2 separate regions of the Mus musculus genome follow, and region 1 is linked to region 2. A link is a loop called in an ENCODE intact Hi-C map of the cell type or tissue named here. Cell type or tissue: heart. All regions are shown on one strand. Links, peaks and the distances in the headings refer to the core of each region. The heading gives the core; the rest is flanking DNA. Region 1 overlaps Gm41240 (a long non-coding RNA gene). Region 2 has its middle 51 kb from the start of Trim52.

What was found. Hi-C counts contacts between places; a loop is a spot of excess contacts. Peaks named below come from ENCODE experiments on the same cell type or tissue, not always from the same donor. Only the 100,000 strongest peaks of a DNase experiment are listed, where the experiment ranks them.
Region 1: a loop joins it to region 2, with 2.0 times the contacts of the local background. A loop is called at or near these places in 2 of 42 quality-filtered maps.

What each region holds. Positions count from the first base shown.
Region 1 is chr14:106,380,755-106,396,608 of GRCm38, reverse strand. Gm41240 (a long non-coding RNA gene) reads right to left here. Exons shown (of 4, transcript XR_001781423.1): 3 at 2,040-2,143. Among named protein-coding and RNA genes, the nearest start is that of Gm41240, 25 kb to the right of the region's middle. In heart, for the core only: no CTCF peak of the experiment used is centred there; a DNase peak (open chromatin) is centred at 8,718.
Region 2 is chr14:106,046,929-106,062,782 of GRCm38, reverse strand. No RefSeq gene overlaps it. Among named protein-coding and RNA genes, the nearest start is that of Trim52, 51 kb to the left of the region's middle. In heart, for the core only: no CTCF peak of the experiment used is centred there; no DNase peak of the experiment used is centred there.

The DNA.
Region 1 (15,854 bases), core at 4,478-12,477, 330 kb before region 2:
GTCCAGTGTGTACGAGAACCTGGCATCAAAAACGAGTACAGAAAATGCAGTGCATAACAAGATAAAGCTTTAAATATAACAGTTTTGTAAAGAGGTCCAATTTAAATTGACAAACTCGTCCTTAAAAACATAGAAAATGATAAAAGAAATACTAAGAGACATAGATCCCCCACACATGCTATCTCAGAATAAAGAGTTCTGTGACAGCAGACAGAGTTCTACTGAAGCCCATGACCCTAGGACTAAACCTTCGCATGGCAAAGAAAGGTAGATACTAAAGGAAGGAGAGAGAGAGAGAGGGAGAGAGAGAGAGAGGGAGAGAGAGAGAGAGGGAGAGAGAGAGAGAGGGAGAGAGAGAATGAGAGAATGAATGAATGAATCCTTCCAGAGAAGGATTAACTATAGTTGCTCCAAAGAACCTTTCTAAACAGGTCTACTCACTACCACCATCCCTAGCTCCCCACCCCCACCCTGCCACACACTCTGTTTTCTTTCTTTTCCACTACCTCTGGTGGGTGTTAGGCTACAAAGAAAGTTGAAGCATTTAAGAACCATCATTAAAAATAGGTTTTGAAAAACTTTAAAAAAAGAGAAAGATAATTATAACTTTAAATGTTTCCTCAATGTAAATTCTTTGTTTCATTTTTATGTTATATAATTCCAATATTCTTAAATTGGTAATAGTTAATTGATAGACATTGATTGATGAATTAGATTTTTGAAGGGATACACAGTATAATCATTGAATTTTAATCTCTAGTCATTTGACAGAGGAAGACTTCTCTTCTGTCGTCTTATTTATAACTATGTGTGAAATGATGAGATTCATAATGAATATTCATTCTCAAATGTAAAAATGATTATGAAAGATGTCCTAGTTAAAATATCAATGTTGTGATGAAACACTGTGACCAAAAGCAAGTTGGGAAGGAAAAGTTTAGTTTTTCTTACACTTCTACAATGTAGTCCATTATTAAAGAAATTCAGGACAGGAACTCAAACAGGACAGCAGCCTGGAGGCAGGAAGTCATGCAGAAGCCATGGAGGAGTGCTGTTTACTGGCTTGCTCCTCATAGCTTTCTCAGTCTGCTTTCTTACAGAACCCAAGTTCACCAACTTAGAGGTAGCACCACCTACAGTGGGCTGTGCCCTCCCCCATGGATCACTAATTAAGAAAATGCATACAACAGTCTTATCCTTTCAGAAAACTCTGGCCTGTGTCACACTGACAAAGCTAGTTAATCCCTTGTCAACTTCCATAGAACAGCTGATGAAGCTTTGAACTCTTTTCTAGCCCAATGGTCAAAAGAAGAAAAAACAAAGAAAAGAAAGAAAGAGAGAGGGGGGGGAGGGAGGGAGGGGGAGGGAGAGAGAGAGAGAGGGAGGGAGGGAGAGAGAGAGAGAGAGAGGGAGGGAGGAAGGAAGGAAGGAAGGAAGGAAGGAAGGAAGGAAGGAAGGAAGGAAGGAAGGAAGGAAGGAAGGAAGGAAGAAAAGGTCTCTTCCTCTCTCACACAAAACCCCCAAAATCTTGGTAGCAATTTCTGTCCCAGTTAGACATACTATTGTCGTGATGAAACACTGTAACTAAAAGCAAACTGGGGAGGAAAGTATTTATTTTTCTTACACTTCCATATTTTGGTCCATTATTGAAGGAAGTCTGGGTAGGATCTTAAGCAGGGCAGGAACCTGGAGGCAGGAGTTGATGCAGAGGCCAGAGAGGTGGTGCTTCCTGGCTTGCTCCTCATAAGACTTCCTCAGCCCCCTTTCTTATAGAACCCAGGACCACCAGCCCAGGGATAAAACCACAATAGCCTGGGGCCGCCCCCATCAATCCCTAATTCAGAAATTCCCTACAGTCAGATACTGAGGAAATTTTTCACTTGAGGTTCCCTCCTTTCAGATAACTCTTTCAGATAACTCAAGTTGACACAAAACTAACCAGCACAGACAATTTCAGAAATATCAACAGATTTAGGATATAGAAATAGACATCCCTTTTCTAGAAGGTGGAAAATTTTAAAAACTCAACTTACACTTACAGTGAAATACTACAGATGATTTAGAATAACTTCGAAAATGACTTATAGGTGAGATAATCCTGGATTTTGCATCACTTGCCAATTCCAGCAGTTCTTCAGGAATTCTGTTGTGATACGAAAAAAACAGCAAGGAAGTAATCTAAAGTATTTGCATATATAGGAAACTAAGACCAAATAATCAAGTGAGTTATAGTGGAATCTATGATCTCATTGGAATGAGAAGGCATGATATAAATGTTGAGTGCTTCCCTTGAGAGGCCACGCATACACAGCATTTATCTTTATTAGCCACCATCCTTCTAACAGTCGGGCTCTGAATGGTCCAGGCACATGTTCTTGCCCTTATTCAAACAAACAGGCTAGAGCATGTGGTAACACGATGACTGTACAAGTACAAAATACACACTCCCCAGGCATATTTGAGGCATCAACTCTGATAACCAGAGCACCCAGCCTTTTGTAATCTGTCAACAAACTAATAAATTACATCGGACAAGTGAGGAACAACTTCCTTCCCATGACCATCTGCACAGGGAATAAGTCAACAATTAGGAATCCAATAAAAGTGAGTTTTGACAAGATAAGCAAAGGCTTAATATTTCAAGTTAAGGTCTAATCCTTTTAGGAACTGATTAGCACACACTTAAGATTTTTGGCATTCTATCTATAAATATTAAGAGATTATTAAGAAATATAATCAGGCAACAGGAATGTACATCTTGAGCCCTGCCCTGGATGTACGGTGGAGTCTCATTTCTATTGACGTCAAAGGAGTTGTACTTCTAAGACAGAGCTACACTTGGCTACTTTCTCAATTACTGAATCAAACTCAGATTTACTTAACTCTTCTGTAAAAGATTAGTTATCTAAGTCCATTAATATATACTTTGGCTACAGAGTTGGATTCAGAAGGCCTACATTGATAGTGATTTAACTTTTTTATTAATTTTAAGAACGAGTGTCCTTACATAATTTTCCATGCCTATAGTTGTTCCCATTCCTCCTGCTGCTTTATCACACCATCAAGAGATTCCAACATACCCCTAATGGCAACCTGTCAACAATCTGACCATTAAAGAAAGTAGAGGCTAGGACTTGTTGGAGAAGGAGGTGACACTCTGTGCCTACCTAACCTGTGAAATTCAGTTAAAATTGACTTTTAAGCTTTGTAAAAACTCTGTTGTACATGCTGATGAGGAATAGGTTGGGAGAGTCCCAGGTTTATCATTCATTATCATATGCTGCCTTGATGAATTCCTGACTTACTGTTGTGTTTCCCATATATGCAGGTTTGCAGAAGATCCTCCCAGATATAAAGATTACTTAAATAAGACCATAATCATCTACTATATCTCCTAGCCAACTCTAAAATGTTCTGTAAAAATAATCTATATAAACACACATGTACCCCTGTATGTGTGTGCACAGAGAAAGAAGTTTTTTCACACATACACACACATACACACACACACACATACACACATACACAGAGAGAGAGAGAAAGAGAGAGAGACAGACATTTATAGTGGGTGAAATTTCAATTATTTCTAAAAACTTGGAACTCATAGTAAATTTACCAATGAGCCTTATCACTTATTAGTCTAAAACCTGTTGCTAGATAAGAAAAATACTTTGAACATAACTATTTTTAACTAATTTTTATTTAATTTTTTGAGAATGTTCATACAATATTTTTTTACAAATAAATGTAGATTTAATTTTACCTTTTGGGGCATATCTTTTTCTAATAAAGAGATATATCCAGCAAATGAAAATTATACATGTTCTGGGTTATGAGGTATATTCAAGTCATAAATGTTATACAAGGGATTACATACATATGTCCAACTATGACTGATATTTTTTTTAAGTGAACTAACTCCATTCCATTAGTTTCCCCTAGAGAACAAAAAGGGAAATGTATATTTGGAAAAATGAGAAAAAAAACCCTGAGGATTAAAATATCTAAAAATATACTTTATTGAAGGAAACAGATGATCTAGGATACAGACGACTTCAGAAAGACTAATGCTTATTATTTAATTTAGATAAACAAAAATGCTATCTTTGGAAAAACTATTCATCTTTCTACAAGTTTCCAGAAGGTCAAATTCAGTTCACCGTGCCTTTTGTGTTTCAAGATCAGCCATATTTTAAAATACATCTTTCAACATTACATTTTCTTCTCTCCTTTTGAAACTCTTTAATTTTTGCATTTTTCTTCTTGAAAACCTGCCAAATATGTGTCAAATGAGATCCTAAATCTCTCTCTTATCTGTGCTTAAAAGTATTTTATTCCTAGTTTCTCCTGGGACTTTACACAATATTCCCCATTCTCCTTCATGGCACATACACAAGCTCTTCCTCATTTTTTAGAATATCTAAGATGTTCCAGGTAAGAACTATAGGAAAGCGCTTAGTCTACCTGCCATCCTACCTGACACATGAAGATATCTCTGTGCTGGAATATTTTCCTTTATTAGTTCCCTTCCCAGGCTTCACTGTGTTTTAACCATGACTCACACATCACTTTGCTGTCATTCTTTATATTCGGGTCTTGGCCACTGATATCTTGGACTCCTAAGTGGCACTCACTGAGCAATTTTCTTCCTCTTATTCTGTAGAATTCGTTACAGCCAATATGGCTGCCCCAAACAGCTGTAGTGCTATCTGACTTCATCTCCCAGTTAAAGTTTGGCATGTGAGTCCAACTGTGCACAACCTGCATCCCTTGTTCAATGCATTCCTGGTTTGTTCTGTGTCTCAGAAAGACAAATCAACAACAAGAATGACTGTCTGCTTCAAAATTATATAAAGGTTTATTTGTCCACAGGCAATGTTGAGATAGTAATGCTTGATTTTAACATACTGCAGGGATAAAAATGGAGAAGAACCTGAGGGAGAGGAAACTCAGCAACAGGCCCAAATTGGGATCCAGCTCAAAGGGATGCCCACAGGCCTGACACTATTACCGAGTCTATGGTGTGCTTACAAAAGGGGACCTACATGACTGTCCTCTGAAAGACCCAACAAGCAGCTGAAAGAGTCAGATGCAGATATTTGCACCCAACCAATGGACAGGAGCTTTGACCACTGTGGTTGAAGTAGGGAAAATCTGGAAGAGGCTGAGGAGGAGGGCTACCCTATAAGAAGACCGGCAGTCTCAACTAACCTGGACCCCCCAAGATCTCTCAGACACTGGATCACCAACCAGGCAGCATACCCCGCTGATATGAGGCCCCTAAAACATATACAGCAGAGGGCTGCTGGCTCTGGACTCAGTCAGAGAAGATGCACCTAACCCTCAAGAGACTGGAGGATCCAGGGAGTGGGGAAGTCTAGTGGGGGGGGGGGCATCCTCATGGAGACAGGGGTGGGTGGGGGAGGAGGTGGTATGGGATGAGGAACAGTCCGAGGGTGGACCAGGAAGGGGATAAAATATGGACTGTAAAAAAAAGATTAACTAAAATTTAAAAAAAAATAAACATACTGTGCACTATTTCAAGTGCTGAATATTTAGCTTTTGAAGCACAACCCACGCCAAAATATTTCCAAAAACAGGCTCTATATTTTCTAGTAATTAATTTTTCCTTTAGCAACTAATGTTGAATTCCAAGGATTGCTTTTTACATGCGCCCCCCCTTGCCCCCCCCCCGCTTTGAGAGGAAATTTAAACACTGTTTGACTTTCTTTTCTTCGTCGTTAGATTTTCTTTATAACAAAGGCAACTTGCCTTACAAGCACACAGAATCAACAGTTTTCACTTGTAACATAAATTAATATCTAGGACACGTCAACTGAAAATCTTAGCTATTTCCGAAAGCTGCAGATGCTATGAAACGCAGCCAAATAGAATTTATCTTCCAAGTAATACTGAATATGACAAAATCTTACAAGGATTTCTTCCAAACACATTTTGAAACTAGACAATAAAGTGTATGCTTCGTGAAAAATTGAAGTTTAAATATCATCAACTAACGTTAATCCTTAAAATCACAGAATGTATCAAAGAGATATTTTACTCATCTATACTATTCCTGGTAAGTATCAAGAAGAAAGCAGGAATGAAAATATTTGAAATCTGTAATTAATCAGGCATCTGGTATATCGAAATTCTGGCCATCTAAATAAAGAAAGATTTTTCAGCCAAACTTACTCATTGTAATTATTCAAATTACAAACCACTAAAAAAAAAAAAAACTCTGTCTCTCTGTCTTTCTGTCTCTCTGTCTCTCTCTGTCTCTCTGTCTGTCTCTTTCTCATCTGTCTCTGTCTCTGTCTCTGTCTCTCTCTCTCTCTCTCTCTCTCTCTCTCTCACACACACACACACACACACACACATCACTGAAGGAAACCCCAGGTTTAAATAGGAGGTTGGGGAGACCCTACAGAATGCACCAGAGATCTGGGAGATGAGAGACTCTCAGGACTCAAAGGGAGGCACCTTAGATGAAATGTTGAGGGAGAGGGAACTTACAAAGCCTACCTCCAGCAGGAAGACATGACATCAAGTGAGGGATGGGGTTGCCATCCCACAGTCACATCTCTGACCCATAATTGTTCCTGTCTGAAAGAATTACAGGGCTGGAAATCGAGAGGAGCCTGAGGAAAAGAAGGTCCAGTGACAGGCCCAAAGTGGGATCCATCTCAAGGGGAGGTCCTAAGGCCTGACACTGTTACTGAGGCTATGGAACACTCACAAAAAGGGGCCTAGCATGACCACACTCTGGAAGACCCAACAAGCAGCTGAAAGAGTCAGATGTAGATATTTGCACCCAACCAATGGACAGAAGCAGCTGACCCCTGTTGTTGAATTAGGGAAAGGATGAAAGAAGCTGAAGAGAAGGGCAATCCTGTAGGAGGACCAGCAGTCTCAACCTGGACCCCCGAGATCTCTCAAACACTGGACCACCAAACAGACAGCATACACCAGCTGACATGAGGCCCCCAACACACATACAGTAGAAGACTGCCAGGTCTGTGTTCATTAAGAGATTATGCAGCAAACACTCAAGAGACTTGAGGCCCCAAGGACTTTAGAGGTCTAGTGGGGTGGCGGTGGGGACATCCATGTGGAGACAGGAAGGTGGGGAGGAGGTGTGGGGTGTGGAACAGTCAGAGGGTGGGTGGGGTGGGAGAGAATAAAATATGGAGTGTAAATAAATAAATTAATAAAATTAATTAATTAATTAAAATGTTTTTGGATTTTGGCTTGATTCCATTTTCATCTTCATATATTCCAAATGCCCATTTGAGGATAAAAATGAGCCGCCGTGGAGTAATGCTGACGCCTGTCAGTCATGAAAATTACAAGTGTTTGGAACCCTTAGATTTATTTTGTTTGTCAAAGGAGATTTATTGCAAAGGCCTTGTAGCATGACAATGAGCTTAGATGAGATGGTATCCACATATTCCATGTTCTAGTGCTTCCTAAACTATTCTTGATGTTTGTTTGTTTGTTTGTTTTATTCAACTACAAAAACTTGGAAAAAATACAGAACTAAGTAATAATCTCTAGTTATTAGCTACAGATGTAATCTTGAATCCTAAATTTAAAAGTCAACAGTGCAACAATTGTAATACTATGCACGCTCCTTTAAGTCGAAACACAGAAAAATGAACTTTTATACATGTTGTAATATCCCTTTATCACTATATAAATTTACAAATATTCTATACAATTCAAAATAACTGAAACTACAGTTGATAAGTAATCAGGAGAAATATTTAAACCACTAATTTTTGTTTCTTTTAAAGTACCTATTTTCATTAAAAGCTGTGAACACATTCTGCTTCAGAAAACTGTTTCCACCGTTTCTTCAGATATTACGATGCATAACCATAGCACAGCATTAAGAAACTGCAGCGCTAACACTGTACAATGATACTGATTTATACAAATACCCTATACAAGTTTGTTAATTGCACAGTGATTCTTACTGACTTTCTCTTTTGCTGAACTAATACCCAATCCACATCAGTAGTAAGATTTCCTTTACACCATCTTTCTTATGCTGGAGTCTGAGCCATTTTTTGGAAGACTGCGGGTAATTTTTATTTTCTTTCTCAGTGCAGCAAATTAGGTGCAGAGTGGTATGTCTCACCAGTGGTGACAGTAAGCTTGATATTTGTACAGTCTGTATACAAAATCATACACAGACTACATAGTTTATAATATATTTTATATAATTATAAAATTTAAACACATGTGATGTCATATGGCCATTTTTAGCTAAAGCACAAACACATGTTTTATCCTGGCCTAACCCCTTTTTTTTTTTTTGATACCTGACCCAGATAAAAAAGAAGTCTATCTGCCTTCAGTATCTTCACAAGACTGAGTAGTATACAGAATCCTGACAAGCTGGTCTTGTCTCTCTTTTTAATTATATAATTATTTGAAATTATTTCTTTATAATTAAAATTGATACCTTCACTTGTAAAAGTACTTTTCATTTCCCTGAATAATTGTGATCTCTGAGGCTTGCTGTCTCAGTCTGATAACCTAACCCTAACCCTAACCCTTTTCCTGTAAGCTTCTAGTCATACAATCTTATCTAGGCCTAGAATATTTTCAGACTCTTTGAGACTTAACTTCTGAATAAACTCACCCTTTATGACCTCTAACTGGCTGGTTCACCTCAGCTGTTCTGGCTCCAACTCCTTTCCCAGCTGACTTATCAATCTGGCTTTTCTCTTGGCCTCTGAATTGTTCTGCTTGGCTTCAAACTAACTCTAGCGATCTTTTCTAATCGTCTGGCTCTTTCTCATTCTCTTGCTTGTTCTCTCTTCAGTCTGTCTCTGGTAAAGTTGGCTCCTCTTCTCTCTCTGTTTCTCTCTCTACTCTCCCCCTCAGTTCCACTGCCGTGTTCTCCATGAACTCTACTGTATGCCTGTACTGTACTCTCCTCCTCTTCCTGTTCTGGCTGTCTCTCCCTTAAATAGCTTCCTTTCCTCTCTCTTCTTCTGAGTGTTGAGCATATACTTCCTGTCAAATCTTTCTCTGATTTGTCACTATTTTCTGCAAGTGAATTAGACAATCGAACACAGGTGCTTCCTTCCACAAACTAATTTTACTTTCACTGTTGAGATTAAAGATGTGTTCTAAGGGCATGTCTGTATTCCAGCCAGAGGGATTAAAGGTATGTCTTAAAGGCTGAGCCACACCCTAACTACAAATGGGTTCAAATATCCTGTAACATTTACTTATTATTTATTGAATAAAGCAGATTTTTCTAACATTCTTTAGCTGCAGAGATTTTACTTGAATCAAAAAAGTTTCAAAAATTTTATGTTTGATATAATTAATATATAAAGCATTAACCAAAACTAATTTAAATATAAAATCACAGAGATTACCTTCTATCCCAGTCATTCTCATAAACTAGGTATAGACAAACATTTGTTCTATTGCCTTTCAGAATACAGGACACAGGTATTGCCCGCGCTTTTGTTCCACCGGCAAGAAAGACGCAACAAACCGGAATCTTCTGCGGCAAAAGCTTTATTGCTTACATCTTCAGGAGCAAGAGAGAAAATGGCGAAACCCTGTCCCTTTTAAGGAGAATTATCCTCCGCCTAGGACGTGTCACTCCCTGATTGGCTGCAGCCCATTGGCCGAGTTGTCGTCACTGGGAAGGCAGAGCACATGGAGTGGAGAACTACCCTTGGCACATGAGCAGATTCTTTGTTTACCATTTAGAACACAGGATGTCAGCGCCATCTTGTAACGGCGAACGTGAGGGCAGCTCCCCACACACAGGGACTCAGAATCCCCAACTACAGTTGAAAATGATGGAAGGACTGATGACATGGAATGGAACTATGTACATGTACCTAAGTGCCTTGTTCACTGTAACACTCTTAGGTGCTATAAACCATTTCATATCTTCTCCTCCTTTAAGTCTTTTTTGAGGAATGTGGCCCAGGCGAAATGACTTACACATACAGTGGTAGTTGGGCTTTGGCCACTGTGCAAAATATCTTAGAGATGCAAAAGGAAGAAGAGTTATCTCGCTCACAGCTTCAGTGATACCAGACAAAGTAAGCTGGATCCAATGCTTTGAGCTTGCAGAAAGCCATTACTATATAGTTATAGATATAGTGATAGCAACTGCTCACTTTGTCACAGCTGGATTCAAAGAGCAGAGGAAGGCTGCATCTACAAGAAACATTAGCAACCTTCATCTAGTTACATTATATTTCCTGAATCTTCAACAGTCTCCTCACGCACCACCACCAAAAATGGGGAAGGGGGTGGCTCAAAGGGCATGGCAAGCAAGCTCTGATAGACCCCAGTATGTGTAAACTATACTCTAGAATGTCCATGTGTGCTGTTCAGACAGGATGAACACATGTCGAAAGCCCTTGCTCCACTCCAGCACAGGCGCCTGTTGCAGTTCGTTCTTTTTCACCTCATTCCTTGAGGAATGGTCACACAAAGGTATTCAGGAATCAATCTGTATGGAAATCTAGAGATGGAAAACTGAAAAATTAAGAAACTTACCGAAGTGTTAAAGGATTTAAAATTTCCCAAATACATGGCATTATTCCAAATCAAAAACGTTCATTATGTGCAAAATGGGGCCTCACGCCTTTAATCCCAGCACCGGAGAGGCAGAAGCAGTTGAATTCTGAGTTGAATTCTGAGTTCAAGGCCAGCCTGATCTACAGAAAGAATTCCAGGACCCCCAGGATGATACAAAGAAACGGTGTCTCAAAAAACAAGGCCTCCTGCATCTATGTAACAGATGTGCAGCTTGGTCTTCATGCCCATCCCTAACAACTGCAGGTCTGTCCCTGAATCTGTTGCCTGTCTGGATGGAGATCCGTTCCTCTAGCTGGGTCACCTTGTCTGGCTTCAGTGGGAGAGGATGCTCTTAGTACTGCAGTTACTCTATGTGCTGGGGGAGGGGAGAGGGAGGGAGAGGAGAAGGGGAGGTGTAGTGTGTGAAGGAATGAGAAGGGGGGATGGAGGGAAGATCTGAGTGAAAGGGTGCTAGCAGGACAGGGTAGGGGGCTGACATTGGGATGTAAAGTGAATGAATGAATGAATGAATGAATGAATGAATGAATGAAAACAACAAGAGAGGGGGAAGGGGCAGAGGAAGGAAAAGAGGGTGTATCAAATGCTCTTAGTAATGAAGAAGCTCATGCAAGCAATCAAACCCCAAGTAGGAACAACAAATCTCAAATGCTTCCAAAAAGGAGAAAAACCATTTTCATGTGAGGAGTAAACAGGCTATGATGTTAGATTTCTCTGTCACAAATGAAGGTGTTTGAGAAAGAAGCACAAGATAGTTCCGAGGAAACTCAGTCTCTGTTCTCATCAGGAAATCATTCAACTACAAGTATAGATTAGACTCAGACAACAGCTTAACATACGTCCCCTCGCTCGCACCTGTATCCTTTTAAAGAAAGCTTAAAGTAGATTCTTGAGAGTACTGTACCAATAAAGCCGTCATGGCTTTCAGGAAACAGGCAAATCAATACAGAGGAAGACAATGATTTATAGTAGCGTCTCAAGGTAAACGCTTGGACGGCAACTGAGACAGAAAACAGCTCAGATTAGAAAGCAGCTCAGATAACACAAAAAAAATTCTCCCCTGCATACACATAAAGAACTAGATGAACTGCAGCATAATAAAAAAGTTGAGTTTTACAGCATTGTAATGGTAGCGAAGAATTTATTTATAAATATTCTAATAACATGGTCAATGTATAAATAAGGGGAAATATTTAATACAAAAAAGGTCACTCACATCAGAGAAAACAAGATATACAAATAACTCAGGAAAATATGATATGTTACAAGACCATGCTTAGTTTTCAGCCCTGAAAACATATATACAAGTAATATTACATAAATTGAGCACATTGCACTAATATATTTAGAAATGTGTGTGTGTGTTGTGTAGTATAAAACAACAATTAATCCCCAAAGAGGCTATTTATTATAAACACAAAGAGAGCAAGAAGAGACATATCTGAAGGTTTGAAGAGGGGAAGAGAAGGGTGGAGTAATTTAGTTTTGCTTTTGAAATCAATGCATTTCAAAAATAAGGAAACCTTAGTTAATAAAAAGAAAATACGATAAAATTTCCATTTAAAAGTAATTTTCTTTTTTTTATTATTAATATGTTTAATGTATAAAATGCATTTAAATGTTAAAAAATTAAAAAAATTGCCTGTTCCCCTCTAACATTAACAATCTATATACAATAGAAATAATTATAAGAACCATAAGTTTTGTTGGTAACCATATTTTTCACTCCCTATAGATACATAAGCATAAGAACATCCCATCTTAAAACTGTTGCAGATTTCCATTCTAATGTTAACGCATCCTTATAGTATATTGGTTGGTCCATTTCCCCAGTTTTTTTTAATTAGGTATTTTCCTCATTTACATTTTCAATGCTATCCCAAAGGTCCCCCATACCCACCCACCCCCAATCCCCTACCCACCCACTCCCCCTTTTTGGCCCTGGCATTCCCCTGTACTGGGGCATATAAAGTTTGCAAGTCCAATGGGCCTCTCTTTGCAGTGATGGCCGACTAGGCCATCTTTTGATACATATGCAGCTAAAGACAAGATGATGTGTCAGATAACAAGGTTTTATCAGTGATAGACAGCGCCTACAAATGTTGCCTCAAGTTTGTCATTTCTATCATTCAGTAACATTGCGCCCATTTTGGGCACCATGATATGATACATTATATATGGGAGATGTTCTGGTTTAAATAAATTACTGCAGCTGTCATCAAAATAGTAGTCATGTAATCATGGAAAGCATGCACATGATGAGAGTAAATCGCTATACTGCTGATTGATCCTATCCTCTCATTGTTAATAATGCTCTCCTATTATAGATCAATGGTGAAACAGTAATGCACAAATGCTCTGTGCTAAGTTGGAGGCACTCTCGTAAAGTAGATGTCTGTGTGTTCTGTACTTGCATCAGACTCATGGTAGATGCAGCAGAACCTGTGTGCCGTCCAGGTTCATGAGACAGAAGCCTGAATGCTGCTTGCATAATGGTGGAATCAGTCACAGTTCCTTTCCCATCACACAATCACTTGCTTAGGCAGGGCATGACATTTTAAGGGAAAAATACACAGCTTTTACAGAAGAGTTAGATGAGAACATTAAACATGAAATAGATAAATTATATTTCAAAATATTATAATCTTATAAATGTCCCCAAAATGAGTGCTCATCTATTGAAATAAGAATGATTACGGCCAGGGATCCATCCCTTATACAATCACCAAACCCAGACACTATTGTGGATGCCAACAAGTGCTTGCTGACAGGAGCCTGATATAGCTGTCTCCTGAGAGGCTCTGCCAGTACCTGACAAATTGATGCACACAGTCATCCATTGGACTGAGCACAGGGTCCCCAATGAAGGACCTAGAGAAAGTATCCAAGGAACTGAAGGTGTTTGCAGCCCTATAGGAGGAACAACAATATGAACTAACCAGTACCCCCAAAGCACCCTGGGAGTAAACCACCAACCAAAGAGTACACATGGTGGGACTCATGGCTCCAGCTGCATATGTAGCAGAGGATGGCCTAGTCATCAATGGGAGGAGAGGCCCTTGGTCCTGTGAAGGTTCTATGCCTCAGTGTATGGGAATGCCAAGGCCAGGAAGCAGGAGTGGGTAGGTTGGTGAACAGAGCAAGAGGGGATGGGATAGAGGATTTTTGGAGAGGAAACCAGGAAAGGGGGTAACATTTAAAATGTAAATAAAGAAAATATCTAATAAAAATGATTATGGTTTTGAAGGGCTAACTACCAAGGTTTATTGAGAAGTAGAGAAACAGCTCCCTGAAACAGGGAGGAGATCTGAGAATCAGTTGCTCAATACTGTTTTTTTTATTACTATTGGGTAGAACATTCTTTGAATTATTCACCTTACTTCTTCTGGTAGTGTAACTTGTGAATCCAGGATGCTGCCTCTCACATAATGCAGACAGAGGCTGTGTACCTTGCACTTTCCGTCCGCAGCATTCCCCACTGTGCCCTTCATTCCAGCCCCACTGAACGTTTGCCCTCTAACCTAAGTTCGCAGCCCTTGGTGTAAACTGACTCCTGTGGTTGTCCTCTATTCCTTATTTATAATTGTGGTGTTAGAGGCAGGTGGATAGAAGGAAGGCAGATGTTAAACAGGTGAATAGCTAAAGCCATTTCCATTTCACTGGAAAACAAAACTACTTTGTGCTGTAACATGTTTTAATTATATCTTCAATTGCATATAAACTATTATAGGTGACAAGTGCTTAATGATACTCATGTTTGGATGCTTTCTTTGTCCAATATTTTTTTTTTTGTCAATTCAAGGCCTCCCTTCAAATATCAATGTGACGTTTGTTTCTTCTGTCCATGACCTAGTACCAACCAAAGAACGCTAGGCTAATAAAAAATAGAAAGTATTTTCTATTGCCCACCAGATATATGTGATAGCACAAGCTTACATGCAAAATTATACATATTTTACATACATATTATAAATCTATGATTTGTCATTGCCTGGTTGTGGGCCTTTTTCTGTTTTATTTTCTTACTGATTTGTGATTCATAAAGCTATTCTAAACTATGTATTTAATTATTTCAGTGACTATATAATTGTTTATGGAAAATAGTATGATCATCTTAAGAATAAGAAGAGTTCATGGAAGAAACACATTTTTATATGATTATTGTCCTTTGTAATTATCTTTACTTTAAACTTTAAGACAAAAATTAAATAATATCCTATAACTAGTATCTATAACTGAATCCAATTATTTAAATTATAATAATAATGAGTTTTATAACAAACCATGTGGAGCTCCTTTTGGTTTTCTTTCTTCCTTTAGTACAAAAGTAGGTATACCTTGCTCAGGGCAAGAGGAAGAAGACTTCTGACTTAAAAGGATGAGCTAATAGTTACAGTGTTCCTAGAGGACGGTAAATAAAAGAACAGCATATGTGGTAGACAACTGTCAAACATGAACATCAGAAAGGAGAGAAAAGAGATATATGATGGAGCCTTCATCCAGGCAGAAAGAAGTTTTCAGAAGTTGTCACTTCGGCATCACAAGCAGTACTTAACGCTGATGTTGCTGCTATGGAAACCTAGCCTTTCTCCTTCCCCCTCTCTGCCTCTCTCCTGTCCTCCATTCATCTGCTATTTCACAGCTTTTTCTTTATCCTTTGCCTCCTCTTTCCTTTCATTCTCCCATCCCCCTTTGCCTTTCTCTGTTCTATTTTTCCTTTGTCCAAATATTTTTCAGATACTCACTCTCCATCTCTTCAATAATATCACCTTATCTTCTCCCCTTTACTAAAGAACAAGTAACTATCAACTTTGTTCTCATATTATTAAGTTTTAGAGGTTAAAATTTGTTTCCAGAAAATTCCAGGGCACACATCTTTAATTCACCTCTGGCTGAATAAAGTGCTAAGCAGAGATGTCTGACTAATAATTATTTACATAATAGCTAAGTCATCTCAGATAAAATGTACGTAATAGTACCTACTTTCTGTAGAAAGTAGGCTATAATGTATCTGCTGACAGAAAATGGAGGCAGGAAATTGTGAAATTGAAGCAATGAGAGGTTTTCTTTTAAAGCTGTAATAATGAATGAGCCCTCCCAAAACAAGGCCCAGGAGTGGTGGAGTCTCTGACTACAAAGAAGGCATTATGAAGAAGGAGAATGGGAGAGAAAACTTGAGAGGAGTAGGGAGAAATGATACAGGAAGGGACCATGAAAAGACACATGGGCTCAAAGCATGAGGCAGAGCACAACTGTAATCAGCTTCCTCC
Region 2 (15,854 bases), core at 3,129-11,128:
CATGCATCTTGGGCTTACCCTAATGGGGAAACTAGGGAAGGAAGAGATGATAAACACATAGACAAATGGAAAGTCAGGGATTGAGAAATCTGGACATACAAACAGAGAAGCAGCAGCGCACTGGAAGCTCAGTGTGCTTATTATCTATAGTCGAGAAGGAAGGAAGGCTATTACACTAAGCTGAACAAAGAGACAGGGTTATCATATACAGATAAACCAGGAGGCAGGGTTATTATGTGTGACTGAACTGGGAGGTAGGTTTGGATAACCTCAGGAGGAGCCATCTCGATAAGGTAGCAGTCTTCAGGCCATGAACTTCTCGGGGAGAAAGCTATGGTAGACGTTTTAGCACACACCATCAGCATTCACACTTGGACCAGAGAAAGGCTTTGCCATGGCTCTGAGCCTCCCCAAGGGAAGACTTTGTCACTCCTGTTGATCTGAGGCACTGAGGTTCTTGCCATAGCTGTGCCCATTTCAGCCACTACACAATTACTCAGGACTCCACTCACTCCCTACAAGTATTTCAAATTAAATGAACATTTATATTCAAAACCGAACATAAATTATTAAAATATCACTATTTATAGAATAGGTCAAACTTAAAACCTTAGCTTCAGAGAAAAATCATCTATAAAAGATTTTGACCTTTATTTTTATTGGTATTGTTAATTTTGATAACATCAACTTATATTCACTATAAATGCATGCCAAATATTAATGGCATGGAATCTAGTATTCCCCCATGGAAGAGACAATGATTAGATATTTTAGTATTGGAAAATGTCACCTGACATGGTCACAAGTGGTCTGGTAGCCTGCAAAGAAGTCACCCTGCTTCAGAGGATAATTCTTTCATTTGATTTGGGAGCAAACAGGGACTCTTCTGAGTCGAATGTGGGGGGTGTATCACTTAGGATGTCTTCCAACTGGCAAACTGAGGATTCAGAGTTTAATACTAAACTAAAGTTTCCATCAAATGCAGAAAGCTAACTCCTTAGAGATACTAAGGAAGGCAGAGTTAGAGCAGTGAAAAGGGTCTCGCACATGTTTAAGACCTCAACTATTTACATGTGCATCATACGAGCATCCCCTGAGATTAGAAGAGAAAGAACTTCCCAAAGATACACTATTACCAGGAGACATTTTGTTCATATTTAATAGTAAGAGAAAAACCACCTGAGTATTTCCAGTCATCCCAAATCTTAATATTATAGTAAATAATTGATTAGAGCTGCTGCTTCACTGAACTAAGTGCTATATACAGTCTGGGAAGAGCCTGGAAAGAGATCAGCATGCATTAGGAAATATTATCCAGCAAGGCATAGGAAATACATAAAGTAATGACAAAAATATTGCATAGGACATACTTGTTAGGAGCTTAAATGTTAAAAAGAAGGTAGGTTTGAAGCAGGTACTGTAAGAATAGCTGATCAGTGGACTGTCTTTTACAGAGAGAATGGGTAGCCACAATTATTCTGAACATTAGAACATGAAAAAATGAAGTTGGCAAAGGACCCCCCAAATAAAACTACATATCCCCAATCTCCCCCACCTCCACTCCTCCCAACCTCGTCCACTTCCCCAGATATCCTCACTTGTATCTTCATAGCACATACTTGCACACACACACACACACACACACTGAGGGGTGGGGGAGACAAAGAGAGGGAGAGAGGGAGTGAGGGAGAGAGGGAGAGAGAGAGAGAGAGAGAGAGAGAGAGAGAGAGAGAGAGAGAGAGAGAGATACAGTTTTTACCTACATAAAAATCTAAAATCCATAAGTGACAGAAATTGTGGTGTTTGCTTTGAAGGAATTAATATATCAGCTTATAAAGTTGTGGGTTCTCATTAGGATTTTTCTGCCTATCTCATTCTGGTTGATTCTCACCCATAGCTCTCCCTTGTCTTGCTCCCCTTCCTGGCTGTAGGAAACTTCCCTTTTTTCCCCCACCTCCCATCCTTTCTATTTTCTTCCTTTCTGTTTTTTCTATTGTGTTCCCACTTACTCGTCAAAATTTCTTTTTTCCTTTCCTGTTTCCTGGTTTTTATTCATGTTTGCTCCCACCTGGACATAAATATTTGGCCATTGAAGACTAGCATCTGCGTATAAAAGCAATTATAAGAATTTGTATTTGTGGGTCTAAGGTACCTCAGTTAAAGTGATGTTTTCCAGCAAAATTCTTTTTCCCCACTTTGTCTTTTGAGCATTCCACACATATACATGGTGTGTTGTGGTTATATTCAATCCCTATTATCCTCTGGAATCTCCCTTCATTTCAGTCTAAAAACGTTCTTCTTTTCTAGTCTCCTTGTGGCTACACATACCATTGGAGAGGTGACACCCCTCCTCCAGCAACCACTATTACTCATTTGCTCCTCAGTTAGAGATGGTGTTTCATTGGCATCTCCTCTCCCCTTGCTGGAAAGTGAGAAGACACAATCTTGTGTAGAGACCTAAAAGTGCTATGACGTCATGGTCACCACGGTAATGGATCCAGAAGACAATGTTTCATGACACTTTTCTTCATCTCCAGCTCTTTTATCCTTCCTTTCCTTTCTTTTTTATTTTTTATTTCTTATTGGATATTTTATTTATTTACATTTCAACTGTTATCCCCTCTCCCTGTTTCCTCTCCGCAAACCCACATCTCACCCCTTTCCTCCTGCTTCTATGAGGGTGCTCCCACACACACACCCTCCAGCCTCAGCGCCCTAGCATTCCCCTACACTGGGGCATCGAGCCTTCACAGGACCAAGGGCCTCTCCTCCCACTGATGCATGGCAAGGCCATCCTCTGCTACAAATGAAGCTGGAGCCATGGGTCTTCTTTGGTTGGTGTCTTAGTCCCTGGGAGCTCTGGGAGATCTGGTTGGTTGATATTGTTGCTCTTCCTACAGGGTTGCAAACCCCTTCAGTTTCTCCAGTTCTTGCCCTAGCTCTTCCAATGGTTGGCTGTGAGCATCTGCATCTGTATTGGTCAGGCTCTGTGGTTATGCCATGTTTCCTAGGCCTTATGGAGCAAGCAGATAATATTGTTGTCCTATAAACTGAGCACTCATCAGTAATTTATTCCCGACATTTTGACGAGACATGCATTAACCATCACTACCATCAAAAAGGAGTTTCTCCACCCTGGGTGAGAGCGGTGTTAGTTATGGGTATCAGCAGAAATATTTAGTAGGTAGGTGGACAGCACATTCATTTAGGAAAACAAAAGTAGTATACCCCATCTTAGACTCATGTCCTCCATAAATATAGGCTTTTAATAGTTTAGCATTCAATATGTAGCAGAGGATGGCCTAGTAGGCCATCAATGGGAGGAGGGGCCCTTGGTCTTGTGAAGATCATATGCCCCAGTACAGGCGAATGCCAGGGCTAGGAAGCAGGAGTGGGTGGGTTGGGGAGCAGGGCAGGTAGGAGGGTATAGGGGACTTTCGGGATAGCATTTAAAATGTAAATGAAGAAAATATCTAATAAAAAATGAAAAAAATAGTTTATCATTCAGTCTGGATTATTTTGTTTAATATGATGCTTCCCGTTTGCACCAAGTTTTCTGCAAATGTCACCAATTCATTCATCTTTATGGCTGAATAAAACTCCATTGTGATCATTCCTGTACTACAGGGAATAGGAGGGAAAACATTTGTGAGGGTCCTGAGGTAGATGAGAGCAAATATATGAAGAAGAACTTAAGATATAGCTTAAATGTGTTATACAATATGAGATTATCAAGGTAGACAGGTCCAGGCTTATACAGGTCCTTATAAGACACATTGATTATTTGTTTTAATTTATAGTTATTTATTTGTTAGAAATTGCATTTGCATGCCACAATGCATAGGTGGGTGTGGAGAATAATTAAGAGTTGGCCCCTTCTGTAAGACAGGTACTGGGGATAGAACTCGGGTCATCAGGCTTGGCAACAAGAGTATTTATCCACTGAGACATCTCACCAGCTCAAGATTCTGTACTTGTACAAATCAACCAGGAATCATTGGACAAGTTTATAATGTGCCAGTGCTCTTAAATGAAGAACGGTGGCACATTAGTAGTAGGTAGGAAAAAAGCAGACAAATGGTTTTCCCAACACCCACATTAGAGAAGGTGGCTCAGCAAGGCCAGTAGTGCTCAGAATGATGGAAAGATCCGCGTGATTCGCAAGAAAGTATAGCGGAAAAAAAATTGTATATGGACATACGGGGTAAAAAAATCTTGTCTAGAGACGATAAAGAGGGCAGGCCGTCCGCTAAGCATCACCACCAAGACTTCCAGCAGCCTGAGTGCCCTTACTCTGCAGCTCCAGCTGCCCCAGGGCTGCTTCAAGTGTGCCTAGGGTAGTGTCTGCAAAGGTGCCACGGACACGTGACCGTGCTGTGCCTGATGTGAGGACACTGCTGCCCCCAGTGTGTAAAAAGTAGTAGTGGACCAACGCAGTCTTCCCATATAGTTCCACCCTGCATACAACCCCTGTTTTCCGCTGAGAACGTGAATAACAAAATCTGTTTGATGCTAAAAAAAAAAAAAAATTGTCCAGAATGTCTCAAAGACATAGGGCAGGAACAGGAGAAACCTCTCTAAGAGTTCTTCCCAAGTTTCAAACATACCTAAGTTTGAATACGTCCAGTTTTGATGGCTGTAAAGACACTAGAGGGGATATAAGAATTTAATAGAAGTGTATTTCATTAATATAGCCATTGCCTCTCCAACAAACCGTAAAGGAGTGTTTGGATTACTCTGTACAGTTGCAAGGGAAATATATCCTGTAGGGAGTCTCTCAGGATGATGAGAAACTTTACCACAGAATCCATCCTTGAAAGAATCTTGTGAGCTTTCCTCCAAGCCATGGACATGCGCACTAGCTACCTGCAAGAATGTCAAAATACGTCTTCAGACCTGAGAGTCGTGGCGCTCAGCTGCAATCCCGGCTCTTGGTACACGGAGGGTAGAGAATCCAGAATGAGATGACAGGCAACTAGGGAAACACGCCTGAGCCCTATCTCAGAAACCACCAACAAAGAAGGAGCTATAAGCTGAAGGAAGGCAGATGGGAAATCCCTGTCTGGGAAGACCACCAATACGACTAGGAACTCAGACCAAGTACATTTGCTTCGCAACACTTTTCTAATTATTTATTATAGGGAACACATTTTTTATAAAAGGTCCAAAAGGAGACTGTCAAATACTTACCTGTAAATTTAAAATTCTAGAAATCTGAATACAAGGTTTGGAGCAGTCACAATTTAATTGAGCTTCCTAACTATTAGTGACAGAAAGACCCCACATAAAAAGTAAACGCAGAATGTGGCACGTGAATCTATCTGATTTAGTCAGTGCGTACACGGTTATCACTAACTGTTATCACTAACTGAGGGATGTAGCTCAGTACTAAGAGTGCTTGCTCAATGCCTGTGAAGCTGTGGGCTCCCTCGCCAACAACAGCCGCAGCCTTGCAAAAACCATATTAAATTATAAATGTCAAATGAAAGTGTGTGTGTGTGTGTGTGTGTGTGTGTGTGTGTGTGTGTGTGTGAAATATACAAAGGAAAAATGGGTGTCCCAGTGTGTGTCAGTACAGAGAAACAGAGACTCAGAGAAAGAAGTGTTTACTATAGTGTACATCTTTGTAGCACATCTGGGCTCCTTTACCTTATATCCTTTCTCTATGCTAAACACCACCCCCACCCAGCCTAAATATCTTGTTAGTTGGATGATACTACCCCCCCCCCATCCTCCTTAGAAATAGATTTTAAAAGAGAGTTCTTATGCCTCTAGGAGTTATCCTTTGTCTTGCAGTTAATCTCTTAATAAGACCAAATTAGCTGTAATATAAATGGTAATTCATAGTGTTCTATGTATTTACTGCACAGTTCTCAACTTGCTCGGAGATTACCTCTGAGCAGCCTGGCCTTGCCCATGGGCAGAGTCTCTGAAGAGATACGTGTTGGCTTTTGCAACCACAGGGAAGACTCCGGTGTTTCACTCTGCTAAATATTCTGGGAAGAAGTATCATAAGACTTTATATGTCTAAAGTGTCTAATATATATAAGAGCTGCGTTAGACAGCATCTACTCCCAAAATCAGTGTCACAGGATTTAAGTATGTGTAAAACACAAAGCAGTAACAGGGCTGTATTTGCAAACAAGCAAATCAACATGGGAAAAAAAAGACAGTTTAATAATAATTAGTCACATGTGAGTGAGGTGTGTCGTGGGGTGTACACAGAATTATAATATTTTATTGTAACTTTGGGGCTGTATGGCTATGGGCTGCTTTTCAACCGAGTCACATTATTATTACTGGAACAATGTCGTTGGCAGCTGCTGAGGGCCATGCCCTTTGGAATGCTCTTCCCTTTTTCTGCCGTAAGTGCAGAATTTGCAGTGGTATTATTTTACATTCTCTTAAGGATTTCAAGTGTCAATAGTTTTTGACTTAAACTAATCAAGGGTTATTTGCCAAGATCCTACCTGATGCCAACTTCTGTTCACTCTCCATGAATGTTTATTAATACAATGGTGCACAAAACTCCTGTACAGATTGAATATGCCACAGGAGATATTTGTTTTTGTGCTTCTCTATGTCCATATTTAAACATATTACGTAAATATGTCCACACCTAAATCTGCCCCATCTTGTTGATCCATTTTTAAAATTCACACCCTGTCTTGTATAAACGCAACCCAACCGTGAATATAACTTGCTCATGAGTCATAACCTTTCAAACATTGAAGTAATCATGAAAAGCACTTCTTGTTAGTTTACAATTAGAGTATTAAGTTCAATATCATGCTGTATTATAGTTTTGGGGAAAAATCATAAAGGGTTTTATTTCTTAATGCTCAATAACATTTAATTGTTATCATACACAATATAAAGCTAAGTCTATATCCATGTTAACACCTACAAAAATAATTTTCTTAGGTAGATTTTGGCAGATATTTCTGCTCTTTTTTGTTTTCATTTTAAAGGATACTTATATACAACCTGAACCAGCACTTGCCCATAGGTATAGGATATATGGTAAAAATCTTCTGCTTGCTTAAAATAATGGCTTTAAATGAAGTTCTTATCTCCCATAGGGGAAAAATTATCTGTTGATTAACTATGATTTTCATTCCAGTGTGCTTTGGAGTTCATTGGTACAATATATCTATTTTAAAGACGTGGAACTCTGAAAAGAATTCATATTCTATACATATTCACATTGTGTGTGTGTGTGCGTGTGTGTGTGTGTGTGTGTGTGTGTGTGTTAAATCCTGTTGATCTATGTTGTAATCAAACTCTGAATATTTTTGCTGAGTTTTAGCTTGGAAGGCCTGTCAAAGGATGTAAGTGAGATATTAACATTTTCTACTTTTATCCCTTTTGGTGTTTATTTTTAAGAAATGAATTAGGAACATAACTTAGTACGTAATATTTATAATTTTTATGTCTTGTTGGTGAGTTGTTCCCTTATTAAAATGTTGCAATCTTGCTGTGGCCGGGAAATCAGGCAAGCTAACTGCAGATCTTCTCGTCCCGCTCCTTTTCTCCAAATCCAGGCCTACGGTTTCATCCCTAGCTCAGTAGCAGACTACCAGACTATCCTTTCCTCACTCTCTGCCACTGTATCACAGTGACTAAAAAGATCCCTTGCTTTCTTCTTTTCTGTGGACCCCCAGTCTTCCTCTCCAAGCCCATCTCATTCCTCAGCATCAGCTTCCAATACCTAAGAACACTTTGTACCAAGAACCCTGGGATACTATGAAAAGATCAATTCTAAGAATAATAGAAATATAGAAATGAGAAGTCAAAGGTACATAAAATGTTTTCAAAAGATCATAGGAAGAAAACTAGAGGAGAAGATGCTCTCGTTGAACTCTGAATATTTCTGCTGAGGTTTAGTGTGGAAAGCCTACCAATGGATGAATGCACAAGGACAAGAAGCATGAAGAACAGAAAGACTGGGCCAGAAAAGAAATGACCCTCAGCATATAATAACTAAAACACTAAATGGATAGAACAAAGGGATACTGTTAGAACCTGCAAGGGAAAAGACAAAGTAACACAGACAGATCTTTTATAATAGGACTTGCTTCTTGATGGTACTCTAAAAGCACAAAGGGAACAGACAGATATTCTATGGACTCTTAAGAGACCCTAGATGCCACACAAAACTACTACACCCAGTGTACTGAATAGTTATATGTCAACTTGACACAAGTTAAAGTGATCTGAGAGGAGAGTACCCCAGTTAAGAAAATGCTTCTGAAATAACGTGCAATCATGAAGAGCTGAGTTCTAATCCCAACACTTGCATAAAATCTAAGAGTAGCTACATACACCTGCAACTCTAGGCCAAGTCAGGTAGGACAATGGGACCTGCTGGCCACCACCTTAGCACCAGGTCCATTGAGAGACCTCATTTCAAGGGAATGAGGATGGACTGAAAATGCTAGACGGGGACACCCTACGATATCCTCCTCTGGCCTTTGTAATATCAGATCCCCTTCCCAAGGCTCAGGAAAAATGACAGAGAGGGTACAAGCAGATTTTAAGACACAGAGGTCTGGAAGGACTGAGGTAAAACAGTATCTTCTGCATATAACCAAACTTGCTCTCATGACCTCACAGCACCTGTGGATGCCTGCAAGAGATTCACTAAGGATCAAGCCAGTCAACATTCTAGTATGGATTTGGAAAAGGTTTGTGAATCACTCCTAAATTAGAAGCTAAGGATGACAGCTTTTGGAGGAGGGAAAGTCAATTTTCTTTAAGGATATGGCTCCTGATAGGTTGACCATTTTCCAGTGGTTGGCCCCATATCCATAAATTCATGAACAACACAAATTGGTGATAGGGAATTATTAAATTAGAAAAAAAGAAAAAAGGGAACTTGAATTTGAGTGAAGAAGGGGCATTGAGTGTAGATCTCAGAGAAGTTAAAAGAAAGGATTTGTGGTGAACATGGTCAAAGCCTACTGGACAATAGTCTCAGAGAATCAATAAAAATAGTTTAAAAAGAAAAATAGGGCAAAAAGAAAAGAGGAGCAAAATATGCGAAATCGGGATGTATGAATCTGAAATTAGTAGGAAATCTAAAACAAAGAAAAATCAATGCATATAAATTAGAGAGGAGCAAAGTATAATAATAAAATAGATGAAGAGGGGAAGCTTCACTTCGACTGCTATCTGGTACCTATTCACTTCCCAAGAGACCCTGAGTAGGAAGAAAAGTATCCTCACATAGTCAGGAATGACAATACTCTAAACTTCAGCATGTTGACGAAGGTTCACTCATTTCCCACATTTGATATGACAGAATGGAACACAAAGCCTTAAAAAATGTAGAGATACAAACAGGAAGAGATATAAAGAAGTGAGTGATTGCTCATATAGGAGTTATGAAACTTTGACCGAACAGACATGGAAATATTTCCAAGACACATTTTTGCAGTGATTCAAATGTCAGGGTCATATGATGTAAGCTTTGGAAACAGTACACTGATTTATTTGGGGAAAAGAATCAGAAATGCAAGCTGTAATTTATAATAGCATTCTTAATGGAAGCCAAAAATAAATACCATTTACATATTATATTGGGAATAAAGTATCTGCTGCAGACAACAGCTTTTTGTGTTCAAAAAATACTGCAGTGTTAGAATGCACTACATAACCTAATGAACTCATTTGAAATCAGCACAAAGCAACACCCAAAACTCGGGGAAAAATGAATCATAGGGTGGCTGAAATAAGACAGCAGTGCAGATGCATTCTTGATCCTTTGACCACATAGATCTCTCAAAAAAAAAAAAAAAAACAGAGTCAGGGAGACAAACAGCAGCTTGCAAGACTGGCAGAATAAACAGCTACAGCCACTCCACTGATTTCTTCTCCAGGTGGCTCTCTTTGTTGTGTAGATTTATGTCCTCAGAATCAAAAGACGTGATGGGGACATGGAAGTAAGAGATTCTTTTGGAATGCATGGTAGTTTCCAGCAGCATTGTAATCTCTCCCTTAGTCAGAAATTATTTAAGGCTTCCACGTATTGGGCAAAAGAATAACAATTTCAAAATACTCTAGTGGGACTTTGATGGTCATATTACAAAGTGGGAAGCAGCAGCATACTTGAGAGCTGTCATTTTGATAAAGATACTGCAAATGGCGAAGAAAAAAGAAGTAGCAATGATTCATTTAAATGTTCTAATATTCCTGTATGTTAGTGACACAAAGTCAAGACAAGCCATATGAAAAACTTAGAAGAAGGGATGAGGGGTCCAAAACCAGATGAATTACCTCAAGTTTTTACAGTCTCAAAGAATGCATAGAACGCTGTTGACCATAAACAAAACTCCTCAAGGACTCTGTCTTCATTAGATTTTTACTGCTGTGAACAGACACCATGACAGGCAACTCTTATAAAGAACAACATTTCATTGGGGCTGGCTTACAGGTTCATAGATTCAGTCCATTATCATCAAGGTGGGAACATGGCAGCATCCAGGCAGGTATGGGGCAGGGAGAACTGAGAGTTCTACATCTTGTTCAGAAGATAGAAGACTGTCTTCTAGGCAGCTAGGAGGAGGGTCTCAAAGCCCACTCCCACAATGACAAACTTCCTCCAACAAAGCCACACCTACTCTAACAAGGCTATTCCTCCTAAAAATACTGCTCCCTGGTTCAAGCATATTCAAACCACCACAAAGACACTTTAGATTAAAGTTGAATATGAAGCTCAGCTGTACAATCTTTAATAATTGTGATAGCTTAAATATACTCATTGAATGCTCTAAGCTTCAATTTCCACATTAGGAAATGAGGATAATATGATCTTTCAGAGATTCAAGGATTTAATGTCACATTTTTTTCTGTGACAGTATAATTGTTTACATGGGTCTCATGTTTCTATCAACAGCTATGTCTTTAGATTCCCCCCACAAGCTAACATAACACAACCTTTATCACTTACCTGTCGTGTAGCCTTGAGCTCATTATTTACCTGCACTGTCAATTTTATCACTTATAAATATAAAATTTAAATAAGACACACCTCAAAGGGAGGAGTGTTGAAAGGATGCATGCATTCATATGAGTAACACATTGAAGGAAGAGAATATTTGGTAGGAATTAGAAAAACAGTAAATGTCAACTCAATTGTTAGCATTTTTCTCCTATGTTCTTCCATCTCCTTTATCTTCTTCATCTTCTTGTCACTGTGCTGATGACCATATTTCAGGCACTCTGTTAGGGAATATCTTGTTAGGGCATGGAAACCTTTTTGCTCGGTGTATCAATACCAAGTATACACACATTTACCAAATGCCAGTTCCCATGAACAGAATCCTTGGTTTGTAAAGGAAAAGAACTCAACCTGTGATGGTTTGTATATGCTCAGCCCAGGAATTGGCACTATGAGAAGGTGTGGCCCTGTTGGAGTAGGTGTGTCACTGTGGGTGTGGGCATTAAGACCCTCATTCTAGCTGCCTGGAAGCTAGTATCTACTAGCAGCCTTCAGATAAACATGTAAAAATGTCAGCTCCTCTTGCTTTATACCTATCTAGAAGCTGCCATGCTCCTGCCTTGATGATACTGGACTGTAACTCTGAGCCTGTAAGTCAGCCCCAATTAAATATCGTCCTTTATAAGACTTGACATGGTGATGCTGTCTGTTCATAGCAGTAAAACCCAAACAAAGTCACAACCCAAACTATCTTTAGTCAGAAGGAGATTCTTTTGGTAAGTCAAATGACCAGCCTAGTTACAAATCTGTGTGAACACACTCCGAGTTGATCAAGACATTTGTCTTCCCAAATTCCTACCCACACTTCATCTAGAGCATGGACTCCATCCTCTCTTTTGGCAAACAGCTTCCTCTGTGAGGCATAGATTAGCCACATGGAACTTTTAGATTTGTTGTTTATTTGTTTACTTGGCTTCTTTTGTTTCTTTTGTCTTCCGATGCCTTGCTACTCGGGGATGCAAAGATTAGTTTGCTGGTGGGTAAGAGATGTACGACAGTCTAGTGACTCTCACTCCAGTTGAGAGCTGGTGATGTAAATGATCCAAGAATAAGAAAATGAACCTGTTGGTCAAGCCAAGACTCAAGCATTGACCTTCAGTCTTATAAGCTAAATAAATATTATTTTATGCTATTTTATTATGATCATAAAAATTTAATAGTCTCATTTAGGCATTACTTAAGTCATACCTGTATGAGTGTTATGTCCTCATGGTTGATCACCCTATACTCTGCCAAGCTTGTATCATTGTTTTTCATAGACACTGGTTGAAATACCTGCCAAGTTGCTTGTGTTCTCCATCTGGTCCTTCTGCTCCATTTAAGAATATGATGCTAAATATTGAAACAAACACTCTGCCATAAGCAGGCTTGTGTGCTTAGTGACTTGGCAGGCTGCTACAAGCAATATGCCTGGAATGTCGAAGAATTCTTAGAAACTTGTCAGCTTGACCAAACATGGTCAAAATCAAACTTATAACAACCAGGAACTAACAAAATAAGACTGTGAATAATTCTTTAATAGTTACATAAACCATCACAGACCTTGAATAAGAGATTTTTTTAATTATAATAATTGAAATTCTTATTCTTTAACATCTTATTGGCCATTTTGTTTCCAGATAGCATTGATATTGCAAAAATACACGTCACTTGTGCATATGCATGCATGTGTGTATACATGTGTATTGTGTGTGTCTGTGTGTGTGTGTGTGTGTGTGTGTGTGTGTGTGTGTGTGTGGTATATACATATATAAGGAGGGAGCATGCATTCACAGAGTCCAGAGTAGGATTCTGAGGGTCTGAATCCGCCACTCTCTTATTTCCCAGACTCAAGGTCTCTCCGGAATCTGGAGTTATCCTGGAGCAGCAAACAAGCAGGGACAATCTTATCTCCATCCCTCACAGAGCTGGGGTCACAAGCACGTAGCTGTGACTTTTAAGATGGATCCTGAGATCCAACCTCAGGTCCTCCTGCTTACCCAGCAAGAGCTCTTACCCATTAAGCCATGTCTACAACTCCCAAAATACCCTTAATCAGGAAGTTGTAAAAAATGATCATCATGCTTTTCCTGACTGGAGATTTTATATCCAAAGAAAACACATTTGAAACAAACTTACAGCTTCTTTTTTTATTTTCATTTTTTCAGTAAAAATCAAGGTAAAACTTCAGGGTTTGAAGCTAATGTTAGCATGGGGTAACAAAGATCTCAAGAGACTGTACCAGGAAAGTGCCCTTCACAGTCAGACTAGGAGTATGCTGCAGCCTTCCCCGCATAAAGGTGACATAAATAAAGGATAGAAATCTGGCAATCCAGCAACAACACATCTTTATCTTTCTGGCAGTTCTTCCAGATCTCCATTTTGGGGAGCCTGAACTGATTAGGATAATGTTGGAATCACTTAGCTGCTTATTTGGGGCTGGCTTTGCTAAAGCTAAAGCTGTCAGCCAAGGAAGTTTGAGGAAAGCGCAGTAATACTTGGCTGGCTCCAGAACTGGAGGTGGTGGTCCTGTAGAGGTAGAGACATTGTCTTTCATGCTGTGTTCCACAATGTTAACCAGAAAGGGATGTGGTGGTCCTGTAGAGGTAGAAACATTGTCTTTCATACATTCCACAATGTTAACATTCCTTCTCATCCCTTTCCTCCTTTGAGTCAGAAGACTGACCCAGCTCTAGCAAACTATAGATAAGCCTTCTGCCTTCTACTTTTCCCATATCATCTAATCATAAGCTTTGGCATTGTGGGTGGAAGGGTGCTTAGAAAAGTCCTCACACTAAGGTATCAATGGCAGAAATAGCCAAACTGAACACCCTTAATGCCTGCATTTGTTTTACCATTCTAAGTGAGAAGAATTGATTTTGGCACTTCAGATATCCATGAATCATAAGCACAATTCATATATTTTAAGAATTATCAATTCATACATTATGTTTTCTTCTGCATACACCTGCCATTCTAGTCGTGATGAAGGTGCCGTAGAGTATTAATTCATGGATTAACTTACACCATCTGTAAAGGGGCTGGTAAACCGTTATCTTTACGATCTCATCTCTTTGGTGTTCTTTTTTGTCCTCCATTTCTTCCAAACATGAGCCTTCATTCAAGATTTCATTCTCATCTTTTAATCTTGAAATTCAGTCTCACTTCTGGCCATGACAGCACCCCGACTCCCTAAGCTCTTGCTAGCTGTTTTAGCTGACTCCCTAGATGACACCCCTGATCAGATAGATTTATCTGTTTCCTGAGTCTTAGTTACCACCGGAACATTTTCCTTATGCTTACCTAGAATATTACATAAATATATTGTCTTTAGATGTGAATCATTTTTTAACTTTCTAAATAGCTTGTTTTACCTCCTGTCTTTTCCAAATAGCTCATATTTTACCCCTTTAAATCTCTAGTAGCTGAAATTAGAGCGCTGTGGTGTCTAACTGCTCATTTTATATTTCTAGTTAACATTTGTAATTTTAAAAAATCTTTATTTCTAAACTACACATAAAATTCAGTCCACAAGCAGTTACCCATATTTAAAATTTTAGCCCAAAAAAGCTAAAACGGTTTAAAATAAAAAACTGATTTTCTTAAATGAAGTAAGTACAAGACAAAAAAAAAAAACCAAACAAACAAACAAAAAAAACCAAATTGAAAGCTGTTCAAAAATAGAACATTAATCTCATAGTTCTATTCATGATGAAACTAGCAACTTTCTTAAATTTAATACTTTTGTATTTTTTTATTAACTGATTTTTGATAAGCCCCTAATTTTAAAAAAGAAAAAAAAATCCCTCAAATTTGCTATATAACCACTGCTGACCTTGAACTCCTAATCTTTCTGCTTCTATTACCTGTATATGTTAGTTGCTCCACTGGGGTCTAACTATTTTTATTTTAAAGTCACTTCTATTTTTACACAAACTTTTTAGTTTGTGTGAAATGATTATTTCTGGAATTTAATTTCTTTGAGCTCAGCTGCTAATTAAGTGCAAGTGTGATTAAGAAAATGTGATTCAATGTTTCCCACCACTAAACAGCTTACAGCACCTACACAACTTGGAATGGAAGAAACAGTACTTTTTTAAAAACTGGAAGAAATGTGTTATTTCAAGCCTTATCAGTAGTCAGAGATAGTCCCTGCCTTCGTTAGGGTTTCCATTGCTGTGAACAGACACCATGACCAAGGCAACTCTTATAAAGGATAATATTTAATTGGGGCTGGCTTATAGGTTCAGAGGTTCAGCCCATTATCATCAAGGTGGAAGCATGGCACCATCCAGGCAGACATGGTGGTAGAGAAGGAGCTGAGAGTTCTACCTCTTCATCCAAAAGCAGTCAGGAGAAGACTGTCTTCCAGACAGCTAGGAAGAAAGTCTCAAAGATCACTCGGAGAGTGATAGATAGACTTCCTCCAACAAGGCCACACCTCCTAACAGTGCCACTCCCTGGGGCAAACATATTCAAACCACCACAGTCCCTTTGAAGTTTTGCATGTATGTGGTTTTTTTTTTTTTCACTTGTAATTTTCACTATGGAAGCTAAGGAAAAAGATTATTATTAACAACACGACTTTATATTCTATAGAAATATCAAATTAATCAAAAATAAAAATAATTTAGATGTAAAGAAATAAAAATACAGCCATTTGAGTTCAAGCCAATATAAAAAAATTTCCCACCTGGGTGGTAGAGGCACATACTTTTACTCCCAGTACTCAGTGGGCAGAGGCAAGCTGTGAGTTCTAGGCCAGCCTGATCTACAGAGAACTAGTTCTAGGACAGCCAGAGCTACACAAAGAAACCCTGTCTAGAAAAAATAAAAATTCCCCAGTGACTAATAGATCTCATAACATATTATC